3 separate regions of the Homo sapiens genome follow, and regions 2 and 3 are each linked to region 1. Evidence: read pairs that join two places in POLR2A ChIA-PET (ENCODE). Cell type or tissue: HepG2. All regions are shown on one strand. Each heading gives the region's core, and the rest is flanking DNA. Links, peaks and the distances in the headings are about the cores only.

Region 1 (10,435 bases), core at 2,436-10,435:
TCCTGACTTCGTGATCCGCCCGCCTCGGCCTCCCAAAGTGCTGGGATTACAGGCGTGAGCCACCGCGCCCGGCACTATTTGTGTTTTTAACACCATTCTCCCCCACTTCTCTCCTGGGTGACATAAGAGAGAAATAACCTGTAGTACAGCAGCTAAAGTATTCTCCTTTCAGAGAATTTTTTTGGAGGTCTCTAATATATATTTCCCCCTTGTCTCTGTGATCTCTTATTTATACTATATTATTGTCCCATGTACTTTCTAAACTGAGCTTGGAACATTTAGTATTCCTGCAATTGGACTTCCCACTTAACAATTATACAGACTTTGCTTTTAGAAATAGATTAGGTTCCAAACAGAAAGTTCAAGTGTAACAACAACAATAAAAATAGATTATGAAACAGGCTATAATTGGCTCTTTTGGATTTGATAGGGGCAAGATGAAAGGCAACTTTCTTGCTTTTGAAATCATGTTGGGTAAGAGGTAAGGAATCCAGCTACAATTTTATTAGTGCTTGAAACGGGCTTCCTTGAATTCTCCAGGCCCTATCATTTTTTTTTTCTTACTAATCAGAAGAGAGCTGGGGTAGAAGCCCCATGTTTGTATTCCATGAAACACGTCGGGTTGGAGTAAAGGCAAAAACAGCTAGACACACCAGGTGTGTCTGTTTGACATTTATAAGCTGGCACTCATCAACACTCCTGTTTCTCCTTTCTCTGGGACGTGTGGATTAAGGGGTGTGAGTTGTGGGAAGAATTGCCCTCGTACCTCCTGGATTTATTATTTTTCTCAAATACCAACCAGTAAGATCCCAAATAACTTGAGAAAAATTGTTTCCTGATCTGTCCACTTCTGGTGTCAAAGATTTTACTCATCTTCTTAGTACATTCTATGTATTTTATATGTATAATTTTATACAATTAAAAATAGATTTTTGTCTAGTGAGCCAGACTGACTCTTTCTTGAGACCTATATATTACAAAAGTGAAGGGGTGGGTTGCCCCTCCACACCTGTGGGCGTTTCTCGTTAGGTGGAACAAGAGACACAGAGACAAAGTATAGAGAAAGAAAACTGGGCCCAGCTGACCAGCGTTCAGTATACGGAGGATCCACGCCAGCCTCTGAGTTCCCTTAGTATTTATTGATCATTATTGGGCGTTTCCCGGAGAGGGGGATGTGGCAGGATCATAGGATAATAGTGGAGAGAAGGTCAGCAGGTAAACACGTGAACAAAGGTCTCTGCATCATAAACAAGGTAAAGAATTAAGTGCTGTGCTTTGGATATGTATACACATAAACATCTCAATGCCTTAAAGAGCAGTATTGCTGCCCGCATGTCCCACCTCCAGCCCTAAGGTGGCTTTCCCCTATCTCAGTAGATGGAATATACAATCAGGTTTTACACCGAGACATTCCATTGCCCAGGGACGAGCAGGAGACAGATGCCTTCCTCTTGTCTCAACCGCAAGGAGGTGTTACTTCCTCTTTTACTAATCCTCCTCAGCACAGACCCTTTACGGGTGTCGGGCTGGGGGACGGTCAGGTCTTTCCCTTCCCACGAGGCCATATCTCAGGCTATCACATGGGGAGAAACCTTGGACAATACCTGGCTTTCCTAGGCAGAGATCCCTGCGGCCTTCCTCAGTGGTTTGTGTCTCTGGGTACTTGAGATTAGGAAGTGGTTTGAGATTAGGGAGTGGTGATGACTCTTAACAAGCATGCTACCTTCAAGCATTTGTTTAACAAAGCACACCCTGCACAGCCCTTAATCCATTTAACCCTGAGTTGACACAGCACGTGTTTCAGGGAGCACAGGGTTGGGGGTAGTGTTACAGATTAACAGCATCTCAATGCAGAAGAATTTTTCTTAGTACAGAACAAAATGGAGCCTCCTATGTCTACTTCTTTCTACACAGACACAGTAACAATCTGGTCTCCCTTTCTTTTCCCCACAAGAAGCTCTAAAACATCCCTGTTCTTTTACATATATACTAAAGAAGAATTTTTAGGCCAGGTGCGGTGGCTCATGCCTGTAATCCCAGCACTTTGGGAGGCCGAGGCGGGTGGATCACGAGGTCAGGAGTTCGAGACCAGCCTGGCCACCATGGTGAAACCCCCATCTCTACTAAAAAAAATTAAAAATTAGCTGGGCATGGTGGTGGGCGCCTGTAATCCCAGCTACTTGGGAGGCTGAGGCAGGAGAATTACCTGAACCCAGGAGGTGGAGGTTGCAGTGAGCCGAGACTGAGTGATTGCACTCCAGCCTGGACATCAGGGTGAGACTCTATCTCAAAAAAAAAAAAAATTTTATTAGCATTTTTGGGGTGGTAGAAATGATTGCATAAGGCAGCCTGCCTCCCTTTCTGCAGATATTTAACCTGGAGTTTGTCCTTGGTCTTTTCTCCTCAAGCTCTACCTACTCCCACTGGCAATCTCACCCATTATGGTGACTTGAACTCCACTATACACATGACTCTCAAATCTATTTCTTCCTCCCCAACCTGTTTTAAGCTTTTACATTTACTTTCCACATACTTGACACGGCCATCTGAATATGACAAAAGCACTTTGAAACATATCGAAAATAAAAAACATTTCTCCATACTCATTCCTCTTTGACTCTCTAGATTATTCGAATTATTATTATTCTTATTATTATTATTTTTGAGACGAAGTCTTGCTCTTGTCCCCCAGGCTGGAGTGAAATGGCGCGATCTCGGCTCACTGCAACCTCTGCCTCCTGGGTTCAAGCGATTCTCCTGCCTCAGCCTTCTGAGTAGCTGGGATTATAGGCGCCCGCCACCACGCCCAGCTAATTTTTGTATTTTTAGTAAAGATGGAGTTTCACCATGTTGGCCAGGCTGGTCTCGAACTCCTGACCTCAGGTGATCCACCTGCCTGGGCCTCCCAAAGTGCTGGGATTACAGGCGTAAGCCACCATGCCCCGCCGATCTATTATTAGAATTATTATCTACACTGTTACCTAAGCCACACACCTCAGATCCACCCTCAACTCCTCTACCATAATGTAAATATGTTGTTTTTGAGACAGAGTTTTGCTCTTGTTGCCCAGGCTGGAGTACAATGGTGCAGTATCAGCTCACTGCATCCACTGCCTCTTGGGTTCAGGAGATTCTCCTGCCTCAGCCTCCCAAGTAGCTGGGATTACAGGCACCCACTACCACACGTGGCAAATTTTTTTATTTTTAATAGAGATGGGGTTTTACCATGTTGGCCAGGCTGGTCTCGAACTCCCGACCTCAGGTGATCCGCCCGCCTCAACCTCCCAAAGTGCTGGGATTACAGGTGTGAGCCACTGCGCCTGGCCTACCTCCTAATATGTTTTGTCCATATTTACTGCCTGAGCTTAGGTTTGGTCCTTTCTCATCTCCAGACTGGATCACTACAATAGCTTCCTAGCTGGTCTTCACCTCCATTCTTAACATCCTCCATACTACTGTCATATTTCTTTATAAAATACTTATGACTGTGACACTCCCTTGCTTAAGCCATCACTGAACTATCTTTACCTTTAGCAGCATTTCCCAAAGTTTTTTTTTATTTTTTTTGAGACAGGGTCTCACTCTAATGAGCAGGCCAGAATGCAGTGGCGTGATTTTGGCTCACTGCAGCCTCCACCTCCCAGGCTCAAGGAATCCTCCCACCTCAACCTCCAGAGTAGCTAGGTCTATAGGCACACACCACCACACCCAAGTAATTCTTTTTAAATTTTTTGTAGAGGTGGATCTTGCTGTGTTGCCCAGGCTGGTATTGAACTCCTGAACTCAAACTATCCACCTGCCTCGGCCTCCCAAAGTGCTGGGTTTACAAGCATGAGCTACCATGCCTGGCCTACCATTTCCCAGTTTTATATGTGTTCCTGAGATGATTTTAGATGATAGATGGGCAAACAGTTTTTAATAGTTGTGCTTTTATCTGAATTCGTAGTAGAAAAATACTGATTTTCCTTTCAGTGTAAATTTATGTTTAAAGTCAGTCTATTTAAGGAAAAATAATAAGCAACAACTAGTATGGAGGCTATTTTCAAATATTAAAAACCATGAATACTCAAATATTTGAAGTAGGTAAATTTCTTGCCTATAGGATAAATTCCAAAATCCTTAGCACAGCAGACCCTAAACTGTATTTCCAGCTTTATTTTCCAGTCACATAGCATCGGGCAGACAGAATTTCCTGCCATTCTAATATTCATTCATTCGATAAGTATCTACCAAATGTCTACCATGAGCCAGACATTGGGCTAAACTTCAGGGATTTTAGTTGTAAATAACTATCTCTGCTATAAGGATTACATTCTAACGGGAAAAACAGACAATAAACAAGTTAGAAAGTAAACAAGGTAATTAAAGATTCTGACTGGCCTAAGCAACATGGCAAGACTCCGTCTCTACAAAAGATTTTTTAAAAATTAGCCGTGTGCAGTGGCGTGTGCCTGTAGTCCCAGATATTCGGGAGGCTGAGGCAAGAGAATCACTTGGGCCTGGGAGGTTGGCTGCTGTGAGCCATAATTGCACCACTGCACTCAGCCTGGTTGACAGAGTGAGACCTTGTCTTAAAAAAAAAAAAAGAATGAAAGAAGATTCTGATTTAAGTTCTGTGAAGGAAATACACAGTTAAAGACAGGAGGGTAGAGAAGACCCCTTTGGGTGACAGTACTATTGAGATCTTAAAAATGAGGTCGAACTCGGCCGGGCGCGGTGGCTCACGCCTGTAATCCCAGCACTTTGGGAGGCCGAGGTGGGTGGATCACAAGGTACGGAGTTCAAGACTAGCCTGGCCAATATGCTGAAACCCCGTCTCTACTAAAAAAATTTTAAAAAGCTGGGCGTGGTGGCACGTGCCTGTAGTCCCAGCTACTCCGGAGGCTGAGGCAGAGGAATCGCTTGAACCCAGTAAGTGGAGGTTACAGTGGGCCGAGATCGTGCCACTGCACTCCAGCCTGGGTGACAGAGCGATACTCCATCTCAAAAAAAAAAAAAAAAAAAAAAAAATGAGGTCGAACCCAATATGTGAAAAGCTAGAGGAAGAGCACCAGGAACAGAAAGCTGCGGGGAGCAGTGGCTCATGCCTGTAATCCAAACACTTTGGGAGGCCGAGAAGGGCGGATGACCGGAAGTCAGGAGTTAGAAACCAGCCTGGCCAACATGGCGAAACCCCGTCTCCACTAAAAATACAAAAATTAGCTAGGTGTGGTGCCGCACGCCTGTAGTCCCAGCTAATCGGGAGGCTGGCGCAGGAGAAGCCTTGAACCCAGGAGACAGAGGTTGCAGTGAGCCAAGATCGCATCACTGCACTCCAGCCTGAGTGACAGAGTGAGACTCCGTCTCAAAAACAAAACAAACCAAGTTGCAAAAGCCCTGGGATGAGAAAGAGCACACCACAGTTGGGCGAAAGAGCAAGGAGAGCTTCATGGGTGAAGGAGAAGAACGGTGGTTGAACAGGTTGAAAACACAGGCAGAGCAGGCTTTGTGAGTTTGAATTTTTATTCTAAGTGCAGCAAAATGCCAAGGAAAGAGCCGGGTGCATGGTTACACCCCTGTCGTCCCAGATGCTTGGGAGGCGAGTTTCAGGCCAGCCTGGGTAGTATAACCAAACCCCTCTAACAAAAAGGGTTTTTAGGCCGGGCGCAGTGGCTCACGCCTGTAATCCCAGCACTTTGGGAGGTGGAGGCTGGTGGATCACTTGAGGTCAGGAGTTCAAGACCAGCCTGGCCAACATGGTGAAATCCCGTCTCTACTAAAAATACAAAAATTAGCCGGGTGTGTGTGTGTGTGTGGGGGGGGGCGCCTGTAGTCCCAGGTACTCAGGAGGCTTGGAGGGCGCCTGTAGTCCCAGGTACTCAGGAGGCTTGAGGCAGGAGAATTGCTTGAACCCGGGAGGCAGAGGATGCAGTGAGCCGAGACTGCACCACTGCACTCTTAGCCTGGGTGATAGAGCGAGACTACGTCTCAAAACAACAACAACAAGGATTTTTAGTAGGTATGTAACCAACTGATTTTTAAAATGATCACAGTACCTACTGTGGAGAATGAATTAGTGTCTCCTAATCGCTTTTTAAATTTTATTTTTCGTTTTACTCTTATTCACTTTTTTTTTTTTTTTTTGAGACAGAGTCTCGCTCTTGTCCCCCAGACTGGAGTGCAGTGGCAAGATCTCGGCTCGCTGCAACCTCCGTCTCCCGGGTTCAACTGATTCTCCTGCCTCAGCCTCCTAGGTAGCTGGGATTACAGGTGCACTCCACCACGCCCAGCTAATCAGCTTCCGTTTCTCGGGTTCAAGCGATTCTCCTGCCTCAGCCTCCCTAGTAGCTGGGATTACAGGCAGGGAGTTTTATATTTAAAAAAAAAATTGATATCTGTCTCACCAACCGTATTGCAACCAAGTCTGTTAGTTTCCTGAAGAGAAATTTGGTGCTGCAGGTTCCAGAAGCAGCTCTTTATGCCCTCACTGCTGATCAAACTATTTTTTAAAAACGCTCCTATCATACACCACGCTGCCTAAAGACAGGGTACAGGCCTGGGATTTTTGAAAGAAAAGGGTTTCTTCAATTACCATTTCCCAGTTTGGGATGAAGAGACGTAAAGAAGCCCTCTAATAAGGAAATTACGCCGGGCCTCACTGTTAATAGTACAGTATTTATCAGCAGCTGCCGCGGTTAAGAGGAAGCCACGGCCCCCTGTAGTCTGTACCTCCTAAGATGGATGATTTAGCTTGCGATCTGTTCAAGATGGCCACAGAAACACTTCCGGTATCTTTCCGCACTAGGCCCGCCCCAATTTGCGTGTTTTTACCGTGCAGAGGGAGGGATTTAGAGTTAGCCTTTGATTGGTCAGCTTGACTGGCGACCTTTCCCCTCTGCGACAGTTTCCCGAGGTACCTAGTGTCTGAGCGGCACAGACGAGATCTCGATCGAAGGCGAGATGGCGGACGTGCTAGATCTTCACGAGGCTGGGGGCGAAGATTTCGCCATGGATGAGGATGGGGACGGTGAGGACAGTGGAGACGGCTGGTGGGAAGCGGGGAAGGTGCGAGAGAAGGCTATAATAGGAAAATTTACTCTTTTTTCCTCGGTCGTAAGGATGGGAATCGAGGAACCGGGTCTTGGGTGGATTAGAGATTCCGCCCCCTTCAGGAGAAGGGAGGGCGTGACCGGGAAGGCACTAAGACTGGAGGCGGTGTGGGTCGGCTTGCTGGTAGTGTATTGGGAAAGAGACGATTGTTACAAATGACTGTCATAGTTACTTATTCTTTTATCTTCTGGGGTTCCAGAGAGCATTCACAAACTGAAAGAAAAAGCGAAGAAACGGAAGGGTCGCGGCTTTGGCTCCGGTGAGTGTGGGGAAAATGGGGTAGAGTGGCCTAGTAGGGCAGGAGCTACGGGTTTTGGAGTCCCCACCCACCTCATAGGAACAATGGGAGAAAGGAGGAGTTTTCGGTGATCTCGTGTATGTCCCTTATAGAAGAGGGGTCCCGAGCGCGGATGCGTGAGGATTATGACAGCGTGGAGCAGGATGGCGATGAACCCGGACCACAACGCTGTGAGTAATAATGGAACCTGTGAGGTATCCGTGTCTGTGGTAGTAGTTAGAAACCAATAAAATAGTTAAACGCAGTAGGAATGGGTTCAGAGATAGCTTAAACAATCTGAGTCCGCACTCACTCTATTCCTGTGAGCCTGCTTAAAGTGTCTCTCATGTACTCATACAACTTCCCCCCGTCCCCCAACAGCTGTTGAAGGCTGGATTCTCTTTGTAACTGGAGTCCATGAGGAAGCCACCGAAGAAGACATACACGACAAATTCGCAGAATATGGGGAAATTAAAAACATTCATCTCAACCTCGACAGGCGAACAGGATATCTGAAGGTATCCTAAGTGACACTTTATTGCCTCCTTTCTTTCATAAGCCTTAGGTAGCATTCGTAGTTCTGTGTTTGCTGTGGTTGGCCAAGAGCAAAGTTGAAATAAAATGACATTGGAAATCTATGTTTTGTCAGACACGCCAAAGAGACAGAAACGGAGATGATGTATATATACAGTAGAGATATATGATGTACATTCATTGTTTAAAGTGTGTAGATTTTTCTGAGTTTAGATTTGAGGAAAAAGATACTCAGTGATACTTGGGGAAATAGGAGGGTTTTCATATCTGTCTTTTCACTTTCCCCAGGGGTATACTCTAGTTGAATATGAAACATACAAGGAAGCCCAGGCTGCTATGGAGGGACTCAATGGCCAGGATTTGATGGGACAGCCCATCAGCGTTGACTGGTGTTTTGTTCGGGGTCCACCAAAAGGCAAGAGGAGGTAAAATGAAGAGGGCAAATACTGTCTGGGTGAAGGGAATACGAACGAAACAGAATGAGGACTTAGTATTATGTCCCTCTAATGGACTCCTCTCCCTGCTTCTTTTTCCCTAGAGGTGGCCGAAGACGCAGCAGAAGTCCAGACCGGAGACGTCGCTGACAGGTCCTCTGTTGTCCAGGTGTTCTCTTCAAGATTCCATTTGACCATGCAGCCTTGGACAAATAGGACTGGGGTGGAACTTGCTGTGTTTATATTTAATCTCTTACCGTATATGCGTAGTATTTGAGTTGCGAATAAATGTTCCATTTTTGTTTTCTACATTTAATGTTACTTTCCTGTCCTAAAATTGAAAGTTCTAAAGCATAGCAAGGCTGTATGGATCATTGTGAAGATACTTCTAGGGACTGAACTCTATGTATTTCTTTTTTTTCTTTTTTTTGAGATAGAGTCTTGCTGTGTTACCCAGGGTGGATTGCAGCTGATCATAGCTCACTGCAGCTTCAAACTCTTGGGCTCAAGCCATCCTTCTGCCTCACTGTCCCTAGTAGTTGGGATTACAGGCACATGCCACCATGCCCAGCTAAATTTTTAATATTTTTGTAGAGATGGGGTCTTGCTGTGTTACCTGGGCTAGTTATGTGAGTTTCTATATTAGACATAGTCTCAAGTTTCAGGTAGGGTTTAAAGTAGAGACACTGGTCAGTATTTCTTTTTTGGGGGGAACTAGGAGAGCAGGAGTAGAAGTGAGATGTTAAGATCTTATGGCACTAAAGACTTACTATTCTGTTCCTACATACTCTGTTAGGATCAGATAGATGTTATAGAAATGCCTTTTGTTTCTCCTGCCCTTCTTGATGTCACAGTTTTTTGTACTTCCAGCTGTCTAAAGGCATGAATCTCCTCTTGGAGCATTCTCCCAGACCCTTCTTTAGAAGAGTCTATACTAAGTTCTTGGTGCCCTCTTCGGCAGCCAAGGGTGAAGGCCCCATAGAGGAGAGGATCCAAAGGAGCATTGAGGAGGCCCAAGAGGAAAAGGATGTGGCTCAGGCTGGGAGGGACTTCAGTTAGCATGGTGGGGGAGAACCAGTACCACATACCCAGTAGGTAATAAGGTGTCCAGCAGAGGATGAAGGTCAGCAAGATAAGCAGGGCCAGTCTCAGGGCCCGGAGACGAACACGGGGACAATTGTCAAAGGAGCGGGGGAGGGCAAATTCACCAGCAGGGGCTAGGAATTTAGAAAATATACTGTAATTCAGACACTCAGCTTCTGATCTGAGTATAGGGTGAATTGATGGAGGGGCATAGCTAGTGAGACAGAGCTCGCCTCCTACAAGGAGGAGAATGTTGCAAACCGTTTTCCCCTTCCCAACCTGGGACTATATGATTTCTTACCCCCAGGGATTATGATAGAAATATGAAGCCACCAAGTCTAGACTTGATGGTGTTCAAGAATAAATAATACTGATTGCCTCCCTAGTCCTTGTCCAGCTAACTCAGCTGTTTATAATTGAAGGGATTCAACAAAATTATCTCTAGCATCAGGTGCTAGACATGGTTAGAATCTCACCATGGTTTAGTGACTGGTAGATAGCTATTAGGTAGGTAGATAAATAAATGATGCTAGAGGCAACAGGTCTAGGGTTAAGGATTAAGGCCTGGGAATTGGAGTCTCACCATGGCTCCCCTTCCTTGTCTGGGGCCTGGACACACTGAGGACAATGCGGCTATAGCAGATGGCCATGGCAGTCAGTGGCAGCAGAAAGAGGCAGCAGAAGGTGAAGAGGTTATAGGTGGTCTCTTGCCATTGAGCCTTGAAGCTGCCTTTGGTGACACACTGAGTGAAAGGGACTGGGCCAGCTCAGTGGACCGTGTGGAACAGGAACAGCTGGAGTGGAGTTGAGGACTATTAGAACTGGTTCCCCTCACCACCCAACCTACCCACCTATGTCATACTGTCTCCTCCCAATTCATCCTTAATTCCAAGTGAAGCAGCACAGTGCTGAGAAACAGTTCATCCATGGTGCCATGTTAAAGAAGTTGGAAATATATCTTGAAAATCCTATCTTCCTTTTAGGCTTGAATATGATGCTGAACAGTAAGTTTGTTAAA
Region 2 (10,486 bases), core at 1,557-9,556, 81 kb after region 1:
TGGTTTATGGACTTCTGTGTCTCTGCTCCTTTTGTTCCTTATACTACACGTAAGTGCTCAGATTTTTTTTTTTTTTTTTTTTGAGACGGTGTTTCACTCTGTCACCCAGGCTGGAGTGGTATGGCACAGTCTCGTGATCTCAGCTCATGCAACCTCTGCCTCCTGGGTTCAAGCAATTCTCCTGCCTCAGCCTCCTGAGTAGCTGGGATTACAGGCATGTGCCGCCACATCCGGCTAATTTTGTATTTTTGGTAGAGATGGGGTTTCACCATGTTGGCCAGGCTGGTCTCGAACTCCTGACCTCAGGTGATCCACCCACCTCAGTCTCTGAAAGTGTGATTATAGGCGTGAGCCACCACGCCGGCTTTTTTTTTTTTTTTTTTTTTGAGGCAGAGCCTTGCTCTGTTTCCCAGGGTGGAGAACAGTGGTGTGGTCTAGGCTCACTGCAACCTCTGCCTCCTGGGTTCAAGCGATTCTCGTGCCTCAGCCTCCTAAGTAGCTGGGATTATAGGCATGTGCCACCACACCTGGCTAATTTTTGTATTTTTAGTAGAGATGAGGTTTCACCATGTTGGCCAGGCTGGTCTTGAACTCCCAGCCTCAAGTGATTCACCTGCCTGTACCTCCCAAAGTGCTGGGATTAAAGGCGTGAGCCACTGCACCCAGCCTCAGATTGTATTTATTTTAAAACCTATTACTTACTTTGCAAAGCTCTTTTACATACCTTGTGTTATTTGATTCCAACAACTCAGAGCGGTCCAGTAGGATGGATAATGTTCTTATTTTACAGATGAGGAAACTGAGATACAGGAAGGTGAGTTACAGAACTCTGGCTACTGTTCTGCTCATCTCCCAGCCCCGTGAATTTTCATCTCTCTCTTCCCCCAGTTTATTTATGGAGATTCTTAGTTCCTGTTCAGATTGTGATGAGATCCAATTCATGGAAGATGGATCCTGGTGCCCAATGAAACCCAAGAAGGAGGCATCTGAGGTTTGCCCCCCGCCAGGGTATGGGCTGGATGGTGAGTGACCCCCTGTTCCCCAGCTAAGCTAAATCTTGGATGGCCTCTTCTCTGAGACGTAGTCTTCTTAATACCCACAGGCCTCCAGTACAGCCCAGTCCAGGGGGGAGATCCATCAGAGAATAAGAAGAAGGTCGAAGTTATTGACTTGACAATAGAAAGCTCATCAGATGAGGAGGATCTGCCCCCTACCAAGAAGCACTGTTCTGTCACCTCAGCTGCCATCCCGGCCCTACCTGGAAGCAAAGGGTATGAGAAAATAGGCTGAGTCTACAGCAAAACGGACAGGGGAAGAAGTCAGGATTGCTTTCTGATCATTGGACAAAGCCTGGGGCAAGAGAAATGTGGAGGGGACAGAGAGGGAACCTGGGGACCTGAGCTGGGTGAGGGCATCTGTGGTTTGCTGGCTGCCTCAGCTCCTCTCTACCCACAGAGTCCTGACATCTGGCCACCAGCCATCCTCGGTGCTAAGGAGCCCTGCTATGGGCACGTTGGGTGGGGATTTCCTGTCCAGTCTCCCACTACATGAGTACCCACCTGCCTTCCCACTGGGAGCCGACATCCAAGGTATGACATGGGTCATAAGATGGACCCTGCACTGCCACACCCTCCCCAGAGCTACATCAGAACCCCTGTTCCTTCTCAAAGCCTCCTGCTTCTCCTGCAAGGGGCCACAGTCCACAGTGCTTTGTCTTTTGGTGGTAAAGGGGTCAGATAGGAGGTTAATTTTGATTTTTCTTTTCCTGCCAGGTTTAGATTTATTTTCATTTCTTCAGACAGAGAGTCAGGTAAGTGGTTCTTTCTTCAGAAGGTCTCAGATCTCTGAAGCTTCCTTTCTAGACACTGATGGGGCCCCTCCCTCTCTTATGATCTCTGGGGATGTAAATCTGCTTTCCCGTGAGGGCAGTGGGGTGTAGGTATCTTATTATCTCCTCAGCCCCACTGGTAGTTCCTGAGATTCCTACTTAGGCCTCCTTCCTAGATCCCCTGTTACTTTTCTGCCCTGGCCTACTCACCCCTACCCCCGTGTGCACTTAGAGCACCATGCCTGCTCTAACCGGACATTCCACACATTTCAGACGCCCACAAAGCCAAGAACCTAACAAGTTGGAGGAGCTCTCTCAAGGCAGGGAAAGGGGAAGGGTGTAGGGAAGTAGGGGAAAGAGGGAGAGGCTCTCCTGCTTCTCAAGAGAATACCTTCGGATCCACAGGGGTTGATTGCTCTCATACGGCATTTCTGAGATGAGTGACTGGGAGGTGGGGAAGTCGGGATTGAGATCTTAAACTATGCCCTTGATTCTTCCTAGCACTATGGCCCCTCTGTCATCACCTCACTAGATGAACAGGATGCCCTTGGCCACTTCTTCCAGTACCGAGGGACCCCTTCTCACTTTCTGGGCCCACTGGCCCCCACGCTGGGGAGCTCCCACTGCAGCGCCACTCCGGCGCCCCCTCCTGGCCGTGTCAGCAGCATTGTGGCCCCTGGGGGGGCCTTGAGGGAGGGGCATGGAGGACCCCTGCCCTCAGGTCCCTCTTTGACTGGCTGTCGGTCAGACATCATTTCCCTGGACTGAGTTCCCTGGATTATGGAAACTTCGCTGTCCCCCAACACTGAGCAAGTATGCTGTGGAGTCCCAACCCCAGCTACTCTGATCCCTCTGGGGGCTCTGGCCAAGGGCCAGACAGACCTTCACAGATGCCTACTTTTGGCCTCATCTCTGCCTGACAAGGCCAGCACCCAAAGGGTTAATATTTAACCTCTTTTTAAGGACACTGGGGTCTGTTTCTGGAAATGTTCTTTAGATGGTGGCACATTCCTTTGGGTATGTTAACCTAGGCAGTGGGAGGCAAATGGGATGGTATGTGAGCTAGGAGAAGGGCTGAACCCTCAGCCTTGACTATGTCTAGAGCCTCTTGGGGAAGGGGCACCTCTCTTGAACCCCAAATGCTCTCTCTTCTTATTACCCAAACCCATGGCTCTATTTCTTCTTCACATCCATTGTCTCTTCATGTCTATTCCATTCCCTTCGGCCAAACAGACAGGTGGAAAAACTGAGACAGGCAGTTTCAGAGATGGACAGAGAACTTTATTTTGGATTGTGGATGTGGACTTTTTTGTACATAAATAAGAAAAACCAAAATACTCCAAAGATGACTTCCCCTGCCTCCTACTCCAGTATGACAGAGGAGGATGTAAGGCCTTAGCCATGATCTGCAGGGGTCTGGGAGTCAGGCCCGGCCTATTGCTTGGGTCTCTCTCTATTTATATATCTAAGTTCACAGTGTTTCTTATTCCCCCCTAAGCTTCTAGAGGCTCATGGCCCTGTAGTTAGGCCTGGCTCATTCTGCACCTTTCCAGGGAGGTGGAAGGACCCTGTGCCCTCCTTCCCAATCTTCTTTTTCAGGCTCGCCAAGGCCTAGGACCTATGTTGTAATTTTACTTTTTATTTCTAAAGTTGTAGTGAAGCTCTCACCCATAATAAAGGTTGTGAATGTTCTGTGAGTGTCATGGAGATGGGCTAGGGAGGGGATTTTACACTTCACTTTCCAGACCCCTGGTTTGGGGGAAGAGGGTCCATGTTCCATTCTTCCTTTGCTGGCCCTGGGTCCAGGTAAGCTGCACTTTTACACGGTGGGGGTGTTCTGTGGAGGAATTCCAAGAGAGGTTGTCCTTTCCTGCTTTCCCCCGTGCCTGTAAAAACTAGACCATTCCAGCCCAGTACTGTGGAGCTCTCCAGTCCTTTTTCACTTTTACCTGCCCAGATGTTGCAGCCAGAGCTTGAGGGCAAACTTGGTTCCAGTGCTGACTCTCTCTTTGTCCTCTGCCATGGTTGGGATCATCCGCAGGAGGGTGGACATGTGCAGGACCAGAGGTCGGGCTCTTCCATCCTCCTCTAGTTCCACTGCACTGCATGGTGACAACTCCTGTTGGGGCTGTGCCTTGTAGCTTACAAAGAACTTACATATATGTTAGGTCCCCGAATCCTCCCAACTACCACAGGAGGTGGGTGGGTGTTGACCTCATTTGCAGAAAGGAAACAGGTTCAAGGAGGGTTAAATGACTTGCCCCTGTGTTAGAACTGACACTTAGACCTTCAATGCTAGCCAGTTAGAGCAAGAATCTTTGGGGTTTGATGGTCAGTGTCTTAGATTTCATGTACCTTCTTAATTATCAGCTGACCCACTCTCCTTAAATCTCCCCCACAACACAAAATTCCATCCTGAGGACAGGATAGACGCTGAACTTCTCAACATGAATATGTTGGTGTATTAGAGGCTGAGGGAGAAGCTCTTACTTACAGGACAGAGGGTGGTAGGTCCTGGGGGAGAAGTCCGGGTGTCTCTGTCCCATCCTCTGCGGCAGCCACTGCAGCAGCTACATCTGGTGTCAGCCACATAAGGGCGCTCACCTCATTTGGGTTTGGTTGGATCCGGGCCTGGGGTCAGACATGGTGACCCCTCAGTCATTGCCTCTCCCTGGGCTGCCTGTTCGTGATCAAAACCTACCCGCAGGTTTCATGGAGAAAGGCAGGAGCAAGGGGAAAGGGCATTGCATATTCTTCGTTATCTCTGACTACCCCCGCCACCCCCGCCCAGCTCCTAATCACAGTCAGAACCAGGTTGCTTGGGCTCCCCTGAGCCCTGTTTCCTTCCCTCACTGCCAGCCCTACCTGCAACTGCTGCTGTGATTCCTGGGAGATCACGAGTAGATACAGAACAATGTGATGGTATTTGGGTAAACCCCAGCTCAGCCTAGGAGGGTAGGCAGACTAGGAAAAGAAAACAGCAAAAGTGAGAACTTTCCGTCACTTTTTTTTTTTTTTTAAGATGGAGTTTCGCTCTTGTCGCCCAGGCTGGCATGCAATGGCGTGATCTTGGCTCACTGCAACCTCTGCCTCCTGGGTTCAAGCAATTCTCCAGCCTCAGCCTCCAGAGTAGCTGGGATTACAGGCGCCTGCCGCCACGCCCAGCTAAAATTTTTGTATTTTTAGTAGAGACGGGGTTTCGCCATGTTGTCCAGGCTGGTCTCAAACTTCTGACCTCAGGTGATCCGCCCACCTCAGCCTCCCAAAGTGTTGGGATTACAGGCGTGAGCCACCGCACCCGGCCCTTTGTGTCACTTTTTGAGACTTTGTTAATACAGCTTTAGGGTGAAACAAAATGGTGGCCAAAAGCTGAGGGCGTGGATGGTACAGATGACACAGCAGGGACATGGGTGAGGGTTATGGATTTGGGGATTCCAGCCCACTTATGTGCTATTGTTTCCCTTGTAGCCAAGGCAGGTAGGGGCTGATCTATGGAGGAGCTTCTCCCAGCTACTTGTCTCACCTCCCATAAACCCAGAGGGACCCAAGAGAACTGGCCCTGGGGCAGGTGTAGTCCACTCTCCTCCCAAAGTTCTCGAAGCCCTCCGTCCAGCAGCTGGGAGTCAGAGAAGACACATCAGAGGGGCCAGTGCCTGACTCTTCCAAGTCCTTTTGCTTGCCTCTCCCTCAGCCCACACCCAAGATGGTCCCAGGCATGGGTCTCTTGGCTCAGGTTGGATCAGCTGACTGGTTACCTCCTCCTCAAGTTCCACGTGCCCACCTGCAACAACAGTGGGGCCAGTAGGTGAATGGTGGTGGTCTTGGCCAGGGAGCCCCCACTCACTGTTGACACTCCTCTCCCCTCCAGTGGACACAGAGGGAGTTGCAGTCCCTTGTGACTATGAACATGCCACATTTTGGGGCCCACTTTATCCTTCTGAGACTGGGAAAAACATTGTTGCGGGGAAAGGGCAAATTTCTTCTCTGTACTTGGGGCCTTGTCCCCAGAATACTCACCCGGGGGTACCCAGAGGTTGGGGGAAACGCTCAGGGTGCGTGCCCTTCGGGTTAGCAAGACAGTCTTGTCGCTGGACTGCAGAATGACGGCCACACCCAGGTCCACACCTCGATCTGTGGGCAGCTCAGCCCCAGGGACCCTGGGCCGCTCCTCCAGGGCCGCAAAAGGGCAGAAAGGGGGTCGCTGGCAGAAGGAAGCCAGCTGGGTTAAGGCTTCAGAAGGGCGGCACTGGGTGGGCGTGACTTCCAAAAATGGGGCTACACCGCGCGTTGGGGGCGGGGTCCTCGCCGCCAGTTCCCACCCGATTTCAGTCCCCATCTTTGGCCCTTCACTGCCCCCGCTCTGGGGCCCCCTTCTGCCGACCTGGAGCGGAAGCCTAGCGGAGGCGCCTGGGAAGGGCCTGCTCGAGAGGACAAGCCGTCCTCGCTTCAAGCTGCAGTGAATGGGCCACGTCCCGAGCCCTGGTCCGGCTCCCAGGAGGCCACACACACTCCGTGCGAAGCTCACCGACTCCGGACGCCGGGACAGGAGCAGCTGCACCCGCACCTCGGCCATAACGCGACTCTGGAGTCGCTGCGGCCCGCCTGGCGCCCTCTGGTGGCCTAGAGAAGCTTCCCCTCGGAACGTTCCGCGGGGTCGTAGCGGGGTTTCCGAAAGTCCCCGGGGAAATAAGGGCACATCTTTTGAGGATGACCCATGGGTATAATATTAAACCACAAAGAAGAATACCTCTAAATGCTCAGCTCCTATTCCTTCCTATCTTCTCTGTTTAGGACAATGACCCCCAGACCGAATGACTTCAGGACCCACATGTTACTTCCAACCAGCCCTAAGCTGAACTGTAAGCATCCTCTACAGCACTATGCACACCTGTTACAGCAGGCATCACTTCGAATTAATTATCTCCAAGCGAAACACACCAAATAACATTTTCGATACCACTTCTCCTTTCACTTCACTCAAATGGCAACCAAGTATGCAGATGCTATCTCCTTAAACTTCCTCAAACCCATGTTCTCTCCAGCCTTCATTCATTGCCCTAGTTTAAGCCTTCCTCGTATTTTGCCTGAAATATTATTGCAAGTCTCCAAATAGTCTTGCCCCTACCAGTTCATTCTCTACAGTGCTGCCAGAGTGATGTTTTGTTTTGAGAGTCTCACTCTACAGCCCAGACAGGAGTGCACTGGTGTGATCCCAGCTCACTGCAACCTCCATCTCCCAGGTTGAAGCGATTCTCGTGCTTTAGCTTCCGAAGTAGTAGCTGGGATTACAGGGCGCCCACCACCACGCGCGGCCTTTTTTTTTTTTTGAGACGGAGTCTCGCTCTGTCACCCAGGCTGGAGTGCAGTGGCGCCATCTCAGCTCACTGCAACCTCCACCTCCCTGGTTCAAGCGCTTCTCCCGTCTCAGCCTCCTGAGTAGCTGTGATTACAGATGTGCACTACCCACACCTGGCTAATTTTTAAATTTTTTTGTAACGATGAAATCTCACTGTTGCCCAGGCTGTTCTTGAACTCCTGGCTTCAACTGATCCTCCCAGTGTGTTGGGATTACAGGATTTAGGCACCATCAAAATTATCTTCTAGCTGTTTTGAAATGTACAGTAAATTAATAACTATGCCACCCTGATCTATCCAACACCAGTCTTACTTCTTCAAACTGTATTATCTGTGCCCACTAATCAACCTCTCTTCATCCTCCCCATCCTTCCTAGCCTCTGGTAACTACCAATCTATTCTTTATTTTCTTGAGATCCACTTTTTTAGCTCCTATGTGAGACAGAACATGCAATATTTGTTTCTGTGCTTGGTTTATTTTACTTAACATAATGACCTCCAATTCCATCCATGTTGCTGCCAATGACAGGATTTCATTCATTCTTATGGCTGAATAATACATTTTCTTTAGCCTTTCATCTATTGATGGGCACTTAGGTTGATTCCATGTTTTGGCTATCGTGAATACTGCTGCAATAAACATGGGAGTGCAGGTATCTTTTTGATACATTGATTTCTTTCCTTTTGGAGATATATATATACCCAGTAGTGGAACTGCTGGAGCATAGTTCTGTTTTTAGTTTTTTGAGGAACCTCTGTAGTCTTCCACAGTGGCTGTACCAATTTACATTCCCAACAGTGTACCAGGCAGGGCTCTCCTTTTTCCACATCCTCACTAGCATTCATTCTTTCTTCTTGATAAAAGTAATGAATTGGGGTGAGATGTTATCTCATTGATTTTGATTTCCATTTCTCTGATTAGTGATGTTGAACATTTTTTGATGTATCTGTCGGCCATTTGTGTATCTTCTTTCGAAAACTACCTATTAAGATCTTTTGGCCATTTTTAAGTTGGATTGTTCTTTTTGCTATTGTTTGAGCTCCTTATATATTCTGGTTACGAATCCCTTGTTAAGATAGTTTGCAAATAAAGCATCCTCATCTTTCAAACTATACATTGTCACTCTCTGTGTTCCCTTCCCTGCCTGACCCTTTTCCCTTTCTGGCCTCTCTGTACATAGTGTTTACTCTTCTACTGTAGCACCCCTAATACTTCCTGGTACTTATGTACTTATTTGTCTCCTCCTACTAGACTGTATGCTCAAAATTTATTAATCTTTATATCCCCAAGGCTTACCCCAGTACTTAGCACAAAACAGGTGCTTAGTAAATGATGGTGACTGGCTTGAGGGCAGAGATGGTGTCTTATTTATCTATCCTTGTATGTTGTGTTTAGTATGGTGGCTGGCAATTGTTTGACACTCAAGTGTTTAAACAATTAGAAAACACATTGGTGAGAGAAAACTGAAGATATTATAAAACATCTAACTGCTTTAAATGAATTAAAGCTGCTGGGACAAATTATATCCGTGATACTGAGAGAGAGAATTTAGCGTTGCCAGTTTTAAGGAACCATGGAGAAGAGGAAGGCGCTAATTTACTGTGTGCTTACCATATGCCAGGCATTGAGCTAGCTGTTCTACATACACAGTTTCAGATGTGTTAGAAGCCTGGAGCTGGCAAATGTGGCTTCAGTCCACAGATTCTAGTGTGACTGCTTGGGACAATCCACCTGCTAACCCTGAAAATAATTTTTTCTTCTACTCTGTGATAGTCTTTCACATTCCCTACACTGTGTGTGTTAAAAATTACAGTTCATCAGCCTGGGCAACACAGGGAGGCCCTGTCTCTACAAAAAAATAAATAAATAAATAAAAAATAGCTGGGTATGTGTGGTGCATGCCTGTAGTCCCAGCTACTCCAGAGGCTGAGGTGGAAGGACTGCTTGAGCTCAGGAGGTCAAGGCTGTAGGGAGCTGTGATTGCGCTATTACACCCCAGCCTGAGTGACAGAGTGAGATCCTGTCTCAACAACAACAAATTATCTATCTATCTATCTATCTATCACCTATCTCAACAAAATAAAGAACAGGCATAGACATCTGAAAATAAAATTAACTTCTTAGGAAGTTTCCTATTGCCAGGGATATAGGTAACCATAGGTGTGGGTAACTTCTTTATGGGAACAGATGCATCTGATAGATGATTAACCTTGTTGATTTAAGGTTCTTCCCACTGCCAAGATTTGATGAGGGGAGACTACAGCAATGGATCTAAATATGCCAAATTCTTTCAGGTGTATCCTGGGCTGCAGGGGATAGAGAGGGGGGTTTAGTTGAAGACTCTGCGACTTATCCCACTGCAAATAATGCATCCAGGCACCTCCTTTATTTTGCTTTCCATCCCCCCAGATCTTCTGAGGAAGATGCTTCTTCTGGATCACTGTCTCTTCATGGTGCACTCAATGTAAGACTCCAGCAGGAAGATGGTTTCGTCCACCTGGATCTCACTGGCATCCAACCTGAGTGAAAAGTAAAGGCATTTGCCTAGACTGAATGTTCATTAGCATATTTAAGATTAGAGGTTAGGGTGGGTGTGGCCATGGATAACTGCTTGGTTACCCTTGAGAGTGGATGGAAAGAAAGCAGGAGAACCAGTAGATCATTTTGCTATTTACCGAGCATCTTTATGTGCCAGACACCATGCAAACTGCTAAGAATACAAAATACAGAGCCTCTGTCCTGGGGGAAGGTAGTCTTCATTTGCAATCAGGAAAACGAACGTAAAGGCACAGGTATAAAAGGACCTAGTGTGTTTTAAAATAGCAAGAAACTAAGAGTGTCTGAAGCTTAAAGTGAGTGGTGATTAGGAAGAAATGGAAGCTTCTTCAGCCTGACAAAAGCCATCTAGGAAAAACCCACAGCTAACATCATACTTAATGGTGAAAGACTAAAAGCTTTTCTCCTAAGATCAGAAACAAAACAAAGATGTCTGCTTTTGTACTTCTATTCAACCTTTTACTGGAGGTTCTAGCCAGGGTAATGGGGCAGGAAAAAAAAAAAGTAAAGGCATCTAGATTGAAAAGACAGAAGTAAAACTCTCTCTATTCATGGATGACATAATCCTATTATAAAAAATCTCAAAGAATCTGCAAAAAAACTACTAGAATTAATAAATGAATTTAGTAAAGTTGTGGGATACAAAATCACAACACCAAAGTTGGTTGTTTTTGTATAACACTAGCAATGAACAATCTAAAACTGAAATAAGCGACCACTAAACTAGTATCCAAAAAAATACTTAA
Region 3 (10,486 bases), core at 1,590-9,589, 100 kb after region 1:
ATAAATGCTGTGAAGTATATGAAATGAGAAATGTGGTAGGAACTAGTGTAGGAGTGGGCAATGGTGCTTGAAGTCTATGAAAACAGCATTTAAGATAGAAATGATAAAAACAGAGACCACTACATGAAGATCTGGGGACAAACATTTGAAGCCGGAGCCAAAGTCTAAAGACCAGAAAGAGTTTGACATGTTTAAGAGATAAAGTCAGTAGAGGGAACACAGTGAGTAAGATGGAGACGGGGCAGAGGTGAGGTTGAAGAGCCCTGTCTCCAGCAGATCATACGAAGACCTAGATCACGTAAGGCTTCCTAGCCCGTACCTTGGATTTCTTCTAAAAGTAAAGGAAAGCTATTAAAGGAGTCTAATCAGTGGATGTGTTGTTTTGTTTTGAACAACTTAGAAAGTCATTTTGGCTACTAAGTAGGTAAGAATGCAGCTAGGGAGACCATTAACGAAAGCGTTTGCAAAGAGTTGAGAGATGGCAGTGAAAAGATGAGAAATGGTTGGATTTGAGGTAATTTTGGAAACTGGGCTGATATGTTTTACTGTGAGATTAGAGGGTTCCAAGGATTTTGGCTTAAGCAGAAATGGTGGTGTCCTAGGCGGCTGGCCTACGTGGTAGTGTCTTTTACTAAGATGAGGAAGTTTATGAGGGAGCAAGATATTTGGGAGGAGGAATCAATTATTCTGTTTTGGCCACACTAAATTTGAGATGCTTACTGACATCTTTATAGGTACGCTAAGAAGGCATTTGAATATGAGTTCAGGCCTATGTATAGTTTTTAGACCCATTTTTCATCACTGGCCCCTGTAGGTCTTTAGGTTCTCGCCATATTGAGCAACCTAAACTTTTTCTAGGCCCCTTTTTACATAAGCTGTTACCTCTGTTCAATGAAAGAATTAAGTTAAGGCTCAGAAGGGAGACAGTAATGGTTCATTCTTTGTTAGTCTATTCCTAATATTTAATGAGGTTCATAATCCTACTGCTTCTTAGCTCAGGAAGCTTTAAGCTCTCTTGGGGCTTGTTATCTGAGTGCTCTTTCTGGCCTGCTTCAGGGTGAGGACTTCTAATCAAGAAGCCCCATTACCTCCTTGTTATCTGTAGTATATTTTGGTCTCTTGGCCTTGGGCTCCCCAGCAGCATCTTCATCAGATGATCTCCTCCTTTTACCTTTCCCTGCCAAACAAACAATTAAACACTTAGACTATATCTCATATGATGACAGGAAATGACCAAACATGAGAGCAGGTGTCTTTCATTCCAAAGACATCTGTAGCTGCCTCTAGATCAGAGTTGCTTAGGGGGCTGAAGAGCTATAAGAAACTCAAGTAACTGATGAAATAATCTGAAACTCAACATGTTCAAAAAGAGTCTTATAGTCTTTCTCCTCCAATGCTCTCTTTCATGGCCAGTGATATCATCCTCCCACATGTGCAAGTCAGACACACAGATGTCACTCTTAGTACTTGTTTCCTTCACCCTCTCTCTTTCATTTTCCACCAGTCTGTCAACATTTACCTTTGCCCCATTCTCCCATCCTTTCTGTAGACAAAAAATCTTTTGAAAGTGCAAATTAGATCATGTCATTTCCTTAAAAATCCTTCAGTGGTCTTCCTTTGCTCTTAGCATAAAGAACAGATGCTCTATAAGGTCTTACTTGATTCAGCCCCTGCCTGTCTCCCATCCAAGTACTAAGCAGGTTGATCCTGATTAGCTTCTGAGATCAGACCCCTGCCTAGCTATGTCTCTAACCTTACCTCATGCCTCTCTTGCTTTGCTTACAATGCTTTAGCTATACTGACATTCTTTCATTTCCTCAAATGCTATTTTTTTACTACATACTATTCCCTCTGCCAAAAATGCTTTTCCTGTTACCTCACTGTTAGCTTCTACTTCAAATCTTAGCTCAAATGCCACCTTCTCAAAGAAACATGAGGCCTAAACTCCCAGATGAATCCCGTCTCTCGTTATATATTTTCTTTTCTTTTTTTTTTCCCGAGACAGAGTCTCACTCTGTCACCCAGGCTGGAGTACAGTGGTGCAATCTTGGCTCACTGCAATCGCTGTCTCCTGGGTTCAAGCAATTCTCCTGCCCCAGCCTCCCGAGTAGCTGGGATTACAGGCGTATGCCACCATACCTGGCTATTTTTTTTTTTTTTTTTTTTTGAGACGGAGTCTGGCTCTGTTGCCCAGGCTGGAGTGCAGTGGCACGATCTCGGCTCACTGCAACCTCCGCTTCCCGGGTTCATGCTATTTTCCTGCCTCAGCCTCCCAAGTAGCTGGGACTACAGATGCCCGCCACCACACCCAGCTAATTTTTTGTATTTTTAGTATAGACGGGGTTTCCCGGTATTAGCCAGGATGGTCTCGATCTCCTGACCTCGTGATCCGCCCACCTTGGCCTCCCAAAGTGCTGGGATTACAGGCGTGAACCACCATGCCCGGCTACCTGGCTAATTTTTATAATTTTAGTAGAGATGGGGTTTCAACATGTTGCCCAGGCTGGTCTCGAACTCCTGGCCTCATGCAATTCGCCTGCCTCAGTCTCCCAAAGTCTCCATTATATATTTTCATAACACCTCATACTTTTCCTTCATGGCACTTATTACAGTTTAATTATATACTGATGTGATTTTCTGATTAATGCATGTCTCATAATACTATGACAGTTCCTTCATAGGAATATTTCCTTCATAGTACTTATCACCGTTTAATGATATATCGATGTGATTTTCCGATTAATGTATGTCTCCTATACTAAAGCCCCATGGCAGAGACCATGATTTTTTCATTGTTATACACCACGATGTCTGGCACATAGCAAATACTTGGTAAATACAATCACATTTCATACACTTGACAATCAAGAAGAATCCACAATTAAGGCAAGTCACAGTTCCAGGGGTTAAAATTCCTTACCTATCAAGCTGAGTTTAGGAACCAGGTACATGTCCTTTTCATTAATGACAAGTGTGGGGGCAGGTGGTGGTGGCCCAGGGTCTGAATTCTCAGTGGTAGGTACCGAAGGGCAGCGTTGTACAAAGTGTGTGTCTGCCAGTCGCACAAATGTGTTTGATACTTCAGCATAGTCCATGGTCTTGCCATCTGTATAACAGGAGGAAAAAGGCAGATGAGATGGCCTAAGATAGCTCAGGGTTCACTCCCATAGCCAGCTGATCTATGCTTTTGTTAACAGCTATGGATACCATACTGACCCTCCATGGTCTCTGTGAGCCGGTCTGCCACTTTCTTCACAACAGCTGACATTGTCAGTTTGCCGTTCAACAGAAGCTCCTCAACAATCAGCTCTCCAGTGTCACTGTACAGAGTTTTGGTAGTATAGATGTACCGGGGATATCTAAGCATTCGCAATACCCGGCTGCACTGGGCTTCATACTCCACCACACCACGTTTGTGCACTTGATAACTCACCAGGTTATGTTGGACGAGGACACACAGGGCTTTCTTCACCTAAATGGAACATAAAGAGAAGAAAGAGAGGAAAGACCTGAAGATATAGCTCATTACTGCTGGCAATTTTTTGTCCAACAGCTTAGTAAGCATCAGAAAATGGCTAGATAATTTCTGCACTTATTTCCTCTCTCCACTGGAGGAGCTAATAAGAATCACACATCAATACAATAAATCAGGAAGATTCCTTGCTATATTTCCTCTGATCCTTATCTCTCAAAACACAATTTACTTTCATCATTCTCATTCCTTAAAGGCAGTACTGAGATTAATAGACTTATTGTGAATAAATGAGGTACGGCATGGGAAGAGCAAAGATTTGCCTAAAAGCTGTGATGAACTAGGAACACTTTGAGAAACAAAATGTTGATGTCTAAGTCTCATCCTTTTCTCCCCGAAATAACATTGTTCTGCTCCAAGGGCAGGCTTTCTTCATTTTTCCTTTTCTGGGGTGAGAAGAACAATATTCAAAGGTGGGTGAAATAAATTAGTGAAAGAAATGAGAGAAAATGAATGTCATTTAGACATACCTGATCCAGTGATGTTCCTGTGTCATGGGCAATTACTCTTAGTGGCTGGCTGCCGGTTCTTATCAGATGGACTCCAATTTTTTCTACAATCTCTCCAAAATGCTCTTGCAGCAACAAAGAACAGAGCTTAATTTCTGCTTGAGTCATTGTACTGGGGAGTCTGAGAGCTAGGGAAAAAACACCAAAATGGTACAATAGAAAGTCTTTCACGCTGGAAGCAGAGCTGCTGAGTGTAAATTCATGTATTCTTTCTGGAGGGCAATTTGACAATACATATCAAAAAGCCTTAAAAATCTTGCATATCTTTGAAACAACAATTTCTTTTTGGATATTGTGTCCAAAGAAAGAAAAAGCTAATAATAATGAAGTCATTAGTTCTCTTTATAATACCGACTTAGTGGAAACAATCTAACGTCTAACAATAAATGATGCCATACCCATACAATGGCATACTACACCAACATTTAAAGTTATTTAGTACGATGCGTATTCATGTAGAAAATTATTCATAATAGGCTGGCGCGGTGGCTCAGGCCTGTAATCCTAGCACTTTGGGAGACCGAGGTGGGCGTATCATGAGGTCAGGAGTTTGAGACCAGCCTGGCCAATATAGTGAAACCCCTTCTCTACTAAAAACACACAAAAAAATTAGCTGGGCGTGGTGGCGGGTGCCTGTAATCCCAGCTACTAGGGAGGCTGAGACAGGAGAATCGCTTGAAGCCGGGAGGCAGAGGTTGCAGTGAGCCGAGATCGCGCCACTGCACTCCAACCCGGGCGACAGTGCGAGATTCTGTCTCCAAAACAAAAAAAAACAAAAAAAATTACTCATAATATATTAAGTGACAGAAGCAAGCTGAAAAAATATAAAAATTCAATTATTGTAAAAAAAAAGGAAAAATGTATGCATAGGAAAAGACTATGCATCAAATTTATCTCTATGGGATTATGCGTGATTCTGATTTTCCTTAAAGATTGGGAGATGATTTTGCGGTCTGTCACAGACCTTAGTTTCTACACTTCACTGCTTGGAAGAATTAAGGTCACTGTTCACAGCTCGGTGGGAGTGAACAGGCAGTGTTATTCTCAGTCCATAAAGGAAATGATAATTTCGAAAAAGAAATTTAGGAGGTAAAGGACTGCTTCTCAACAGGGTGTGTCAAACAGGAGATGAGGTTACGTTGTTTGCAGGACAGTATTCAATTCTTAAACTTCTACTCCTTGACAAAGTTGACACAATCAGAAACGGACGTAGTTAATTTTATGATTACTTCCTTATTACAAATTGCTACCAAACATTGTTTACTTATTTCTTCCAATTCCTAAGAAGCCAAGTCTTTGCCTCCCCGTCCCCACCCCGCCTCAGTATCACCAGAGACCTATTTCGTCCATCCACATATCTTTGGAGAAGCATTCCCAGATCCTTTGCCATCCTCGGAAAGGGCTTCCAAGGCGCTTGGCTCCTAGCTCTACACTTCCTTTACACAGGTTCCCGTTTCGGACGTGGTCTCTTGGTCCAGTCAGTGCCGCCACGTTCAGACAGCATTTTCCACTAACCTCAGGGTCAGCGCAATCCGGGGGCTCCAACTCCAATTCGGCTGAGCTTCCCGCGACGGCTTCCTACGGCTCCCGCTGGCCTTCTAGGCCGAGGTGGAGCCCACCGCCCTTTCTAGGACGCGGATCGCCACCGAAGAAGACGCGGAAAAGCAAAAAGCGCGTGCCACTCTACCCCAGAGTTTCGGCGGCTTCCGGGGACGCTCTTTCTTTCTTCTCGCTGGAAGACTGGAGGACCAGCGAGGGGCTGTTTGTGGAGCCGGCGGGCGGGCCGTTTGTCTCTCCTTCCTGCGCCTCTTTGGTGCTGGGAGGCGGGCCGCAGGGTAGCTGTTGGCGCCGCCGCGTTTCTGGGCCTGGCCAACTCACGTGACCGACGCGGGCTCTGAAGCGGTGGGCCGCACCGAGGCGGCGGCGGCGGCGACGACTGCAGCTCGGGAGGTAGCGGCCTGGCGAGGGACGGGCCGGCTGCCCTCTCGGACGGCCGCGGCGGAGGGCAAAAATGGCGGAGGCTTCGGCGGCCGGGGCGGACTCGGGCGCCGCTGTAGCCGCCCACCGGTTTTTCTGCCACTTTTGCAAGGGCGAGGTCAGCCCCAAACTACCGGTAAGAGCGCTGTGTTCTCTATACTTGGGAACCTCATAGATTCCTGGCCCCGATTTCCCGGAACTGGGTCTGGAGCTTTCTGCACATCATTGACTCGCCCGACATCGGTCTGCCGAATACCTGCTGCCCACTTCTAAGCCGCCGGCCCTAAACCCTGGGCATCACGGCCTCGGCCCCGTACCTCCTGCCCACCTCTTAATTCATCCTGGGCTGCTCCACCTGACCTCACCTCTTTACCTCCCGTGTCCTTAATTTTTTTTTTTCTTAGCAAGTTTCCCTCTGATAACTCTCCCCTCAATTTTCTTGCATTCTTTTATACCTGGTCTTTTTCCTACGATGACCTCCCCCCACACTTCTTCCACTGTGTCTTCTCACCTTCCTCTGTGTTCTTTTCCACTTTTCACCCCCCACCGCCCCCGCCACCTCCCTTGTCAGTGAAGCGAAATAGCGGATTGCTGAGGATTGTCACTCTTCGGTTTTTTCTAGGGAAGGAAGCACAGAAAGGGGGTTGGAAGGTATCTGTGGGGCGAAAAGGGGGATTTTGCTCTTCAGTGGTTTCCAGGGTCCTTGTGACAGTGAAGACAGCAGCGTACTAATGACTTGCAGACGGTCTGCACTCCTATCACTGTTGAAGGAAATGGCTTTAGGAAGAAGGCAGGACGTACTGTTTCAACTTCGTTTATTTTGGTTGTCATGCTGCCAGTGTCTTTAATATCATTGTTCCGCCCCCCGCCCTGTCCCTTTCTTCACCTAAGAAAAAGAGCCGGGACAGAATGTTGGGGATGCTTCCTCTGACGTGAAATTGGTTTTCACGAGTTTCTGCCAGAGTGTTAGCCCCTTGAGAGGCAGTGCTGTGGTTGGGAAGAAAACACTTTTGTAGGTCAGGCGCGGTGGCTTAGGTCTGTAATCCCAGTGCTTTGGGAGGACGAGGCAGGAGGATTGCTTGAGGCCAGGAGTTTGAGACCAGCCTGGGCAACAGAGTGAGACCCCTCTCTACAAAAACAAACAACATTTATGCAGCATACTAGCCAGCACCAGCATCACAAACCCAGAAACTGTTTTGGGTTGGGTTGTAGCTACTACGAGGAGCTCCCCCAGAGTGAATGTCAATCCTGTCCTTGGCCAACTGTCTTTATGGTTGTTCCTTTCCTTACAAGTGTCCAGGTTCAGTCTTGTGATAGAGTGGCAACATAATGTATGTTTCTATTTATGGTGTCTCAGATACAGTGTAGGAGAAAACCTTCTGAAGTGAGTCTGTATATCTTATTTCTTAGAAACACAAATGGAGTCCAGTGAATAAGTGCTTAAAGGGTGTTTTATAGTCTTCTCTCACTCAAAAGTTTTGTTTAAGGCATTATGATACATTCTTTCCTCTCTACTTGCCGCACCCCCTACTTCAGAGTCATAGTTTCATCTAAATGCTACTTAGCTGTTTTTCTTTTTTCTTTTTTTTTTTTTGAGACAGCCTCTGTCTATCACCCAGGAGCATGATTTCGGCTGACTGCAACCTCCACCTGCCGGGTTCAAGAGAGTCTCCTGCCTCGGCCTCCGGGTAGCTGGGACTATAGGTGCACGACCACCGCACCCTGGCTAATTTTTGTGTTTTTAGTAGAGATGCAGTTTCACCATGTTGGCCAGGCTGGTCTCGAACTCTTGACCTCAAGTGATCCACCCGACTCGGGCTCCCAGAGTGCTGGGATTACAGGCGTGAGCCACTGCTCCCCGCCTAAATGCTACTTAGCTTTGTTTGCTGATTTTGCTGTGTGTTTATGTTTTTTTTTTTGGCCATATTTCAGTGCTGGGAAGAGCAGGTGTCTAGTTTTTTTCCAGCCAACATCAGAGCCTGCAGAACTCTTCTACCATAGAGAGGGAGTCTGGAATTCAGCCAGTATGTGTGTGACCAGTGGTGTGTTGTTGAATGTGATGCCTTGTTGAATATTCCATCCTTAGCTTTTTTGATCTTTAAGTTGCTGTTCACTATTTTGCCTTTAAGAGTGAGAAGTTGGCCAGGCGTGGTGGCTCAGGCCTGTAATCCCAATACTTTGGGAGTCCAAGGCAGGCAGATCGCTTGAGCTCAGGAGTTCGAGACTAGCCTGGGCAACATGGAGAAACCCCGTCTCTACCAAAAAATAAAAAAATTTGCCGTGTGTGTGGTGGCATGCACCTGTAGTCCCAGCTATTCAGGAGGCTGAGGTAGGAGGATTGCCTGACCCCAGGAAGCAGAGGTTGCAGTGAGCTGAGATCGCACCATTGCACTCCAGCCTGGGCAATAGAGCCAGACCCTGTCTCAAAAAAAAAAAAAAAAAAAAAAAAAGAGTGAGAAGACAGTCTAAACTTCCCCAATTGATTATATCTTTTCTTCTCACCTTTAAGTCCTTACTTCAAAGGGATAATTTGAAAAGCTGAATAGGTGTTTTTCTAAGCCTTAGTTAATGCCTGGAGAAGTTTCTTGATCTTTTTGGTGTGATATATTATTTGTCATATCTGATTTGTAAATTGAGGCCTAACACAATTGAGTATAACCGGATTCTTCCTAAATATATCCAAGGTTCTCTGCTGAGTGTCCTGGAGGTGATAGGGAGTGATATGTGGCTCCTGCCCTTAAGGATCTTACAGCTTTTGGGGAAAGACAAGGCAAACATAGAAAAAGTAACAGCATAAAGGGAATGAGGATATGTGCTTTAGGATTCAGAGAGGGGAATTTCATAGCATTGGTGTGGCCAGTGGGATTTAAATTGAGTTTTGAGGGATGGGTACATTTCAGATTGAGAATTCCAAAGACTGTGAGGTAGCAAAAGGAAGAGGGAGTTGATGAAGAAGGGAGAAATATTTAATAAATCATGTTTTTTTCACAACTAAAAGTTGTATACTATATTTTTTATAGTGTTCAGCATGATTTGATATATGTATACACTGAATGGTTAAATCAAGCTATTTAACATGCATTACCTCACATACTTATTTTTGCGTGGTGAGAACACTTAAAATCTGTCTTAGCAATTTTCAAATATACAGTATATTCCCTTTTTCTTTTTTTGAGACTGAGTCTCGCTCTGTCACCAGGCTGGAGTGCAGTGGTGCGATCTCGGTTCACTACAACCTCCACCTCCTGGGTTCAAGCAGTTCTCCTGCCTCGGCCTCCCAAGTAGTGGGGACTACAGGCACGTGCCACCATGCCCAGCTAATTTTTGTATTTTTAGTAGAGACGGGGTTTCACCATGTTGGCCAGGATGGTCTCCATCTCGACCTTGTGATATGCCCACCTTGGCCTCCCAAAGTGGTGGGATTACAGGTGTGAGCCACTGCACCCGGCCTCTTTTTTTCTTTTTAAATAGAGACAGAATTTATTCTGTCTTGTTGCCCAGGCTGTTCTTGAATTTGTGGGCTCAATGTGTCCTCCCACTATATCCTCCTGAGTAGTAGTAGATAGGTGTGTTCCACCATGCCTGGCTAATTTTTTTTTCTTTTTTGTAGAGATGGGATTTTGCCATGTTGCCCCGGCTGGTCTCAAATTTCTGGGCTTAAGCAATCTGCCTGCCTCAGCCTCCCAAAGTGCTGGGGTTACAGGCATGAGCTATTGCGGCTGGCCTGATATGTGGTATTTGTTTTTAATTCTGTTTATGTGATGAATCACATTTATTGATTTGCCTATGTTGAACTAACCTTGCATCCCAGGAGTAAAGACTACTTGATTGTGGTAGATTAGCTTTTAATTTTTATTTATTTATTTTTTTGAGATGGAGTCTTGCTCTTTAGCCCAGGCTGGAGTGCAGTGGAACGAGCTCAGCTCACTGCAACCTCTGCCTCCTGGGTTCAAGCGATTCTCGTGCCTCAGCCTCCCAGATACCTGGGATTACAGGTTTGCACCACTAGACCTGGCTAATTTTTGTATTTTTGGTAGAGATGGGGTTTCCCCGTGTTGGCCGGGTTGGCTTTGAAATCCTGACCTCAAGTGATCTGCCTGCCTTGGCCCCCCAAAGTGCTGAGATTACAGGTGTGAGCCACCACACTGGCCTGCATTAGCTTTTTAATGTGCTGCTGGTTCAGTTTGTTAGTATTTTATTTAGAATTTTTGTGTCTGTGTTCATTAGGGATATTGGCCCGGAGTTTTCTTTTTTCATTGTGTCTTTGCCAGGTTTTGGTATCAGAATGCTGCTGGCCTCATGGAATGGGTTAGGGAAGAGTCCCTCCTCGATTTTTTGGAATAATTTCAGTAGGATTGGTACAAGCTCTTCTTCGTGTCTGGTGGGGTTTGGCTGTGAGTCCGTCTGGTCCAGGGCCTTTTCTGATTGGTAAGTTTTTTATTTTTCATTATTTTTTGAGACAGGGTCT

What was found. ChIA-PET counts read pairs that join two places held together with the same protein. Peaks named below come from ENCODE experiments on the same cell type or tissue, not always from the same donor. Only the 100,000 strongest peaks of a DNase experiment are listed, where the experiment ranks them.
Region 2: POLR2A ChIA-PET joins it to region 1 with 13 read pairs; 29 of 35 experiments call an interaction of 5 or more read pairs at or near these places.
Region 3: POLR2A ChIA-PET joins it to region 1 with 12 read pairs; 14 of 35 experiments call an interaction of 5 or more read pairs at or near these places.

What each region holds. Positions count from the first base shown.
Region 1 is chr1:145,923,931-145,934,365 of GRCh38, reverse strand. It overlaps RBM8A (RNA binding motif protein 8A), which reads left to right and starts at 6,882. Exons shown (of 6, transcript NM_005105.5): 1 at 6,882-7,006; 2 at 7,289-7,348; 3 at 7,480-7,557; 4 at 7,748-7,884; 5 at 8,189-8,325; 6 at 8,439-10,435. The coding sequence starts at 6,940. The coding sequence ends at 8,484. It overlaps LIX1L-AS1 (LIX1L antisense RNA 1), which reads right to left and starts at 7,535. Exons shown (of 3, transcript NR_147182.1): 1 at 7,420-7,535; 2 at 6,897-7,302. It overlaps LIX1L (limb and CNS expressed 1 like), which reads left to right. Exons shown (of 6, transcript NM_153713.3): 6 at 1-943. It also overlaps the pseudogene GNRHR2. RefSeq lists enhancers at 6,626-6,775, 7,016-7,065, 6,868-7,807, 6,747-7,946. In HepG2, for the core only: a CTCF peak has its summit at 7,149 (motif pointing left); DNase peaks (open chromatin) are centred at 6,815 and 7,155; H3K4me3 peaks cover 2,117 bases.
Region 2 is chr1:145,841,556-145,852,041 of GRCh38, reverse strand. It overlaps POLR3C (RNA polymerase III subunit C), which reads right to left. Exons shown (of 15, transcript NM_006468.8): 15 at 7,640-9,703. The coding sequence ends at 9,622. It overlaps NUDT17 (nudix hydrolase 17), which reads right to left and starts at 6,412. Exons shown (of 8, transcript NM_001012758.3): 1 at 6,210-6,412; 2 at 5,846-6,029; 3 at 5,584-5,609; 4 at 5,352-5,444; 5 at 4,694-4,792; 6 at 4,323-4,459; 7 at 3,778-3,930; 8 at 3,088-3,665. The coding sequence starts at 6,401. The coding sequence ends at 3,563. PIAS3 (protein inhibitor of activated STAT 3) reads left to right here. Exons shown (of 14, transcript NM_006099.3): 10 at 889-1,022; 11 at 1,103-1,271; 12 at 1,456-1,589; 13 at 1,773-1,810; 14 at 2,330-3,520. The coding sequence ends at 2,596. It overlaps MIR6736 (microRNA 6736), which reads left to right and starts at 1,397; the gene lies at 1,397-1,455. RefSeq lists enhancers at 1,162-2,361, 5,749-6,008, 6,059-6,428, 7,209-7,338. In HepG2, for the core only: CTCF peaks have their summits at 5,689 and 6,439 (motif pointing left); a DNase peak (open chromatin) is centred at 6,411; H3K4me3 peaks cover 1,197 bases.
Region 3 is chr1:145,819,440-145,829,925 of GRCh38, reverse strand. It overlaps RNF115 (ring finger protein 115), which reads left to right and starts at 5,831. Exons shown (of 9, transcript NM_014455.4): 1 at 5,831-6,154. The coding sequence starts at 6,053. It overlaps POLR3C (RNA polymerase III subunit C), which reads right to left and starts at 5,726. Exons shown (of 15, transcript NM_006468.8): 1 at 5,557-5,726; 2 at 4,003-4,169; 3 at 3,217-3,472; 4 at 2,921-3,106; 5 at 1,089-1,177. The coding sequence starts at 4,149. RefSeq lists enhancers at 1,267-1,326, 5,466-5,865. In HepG2, for the core only: no CTCF peak of the experiment used is centred there; a DNase peak (open chromatin) is centred at 5,845; H3K4me3 peaks cover 2,192 bases.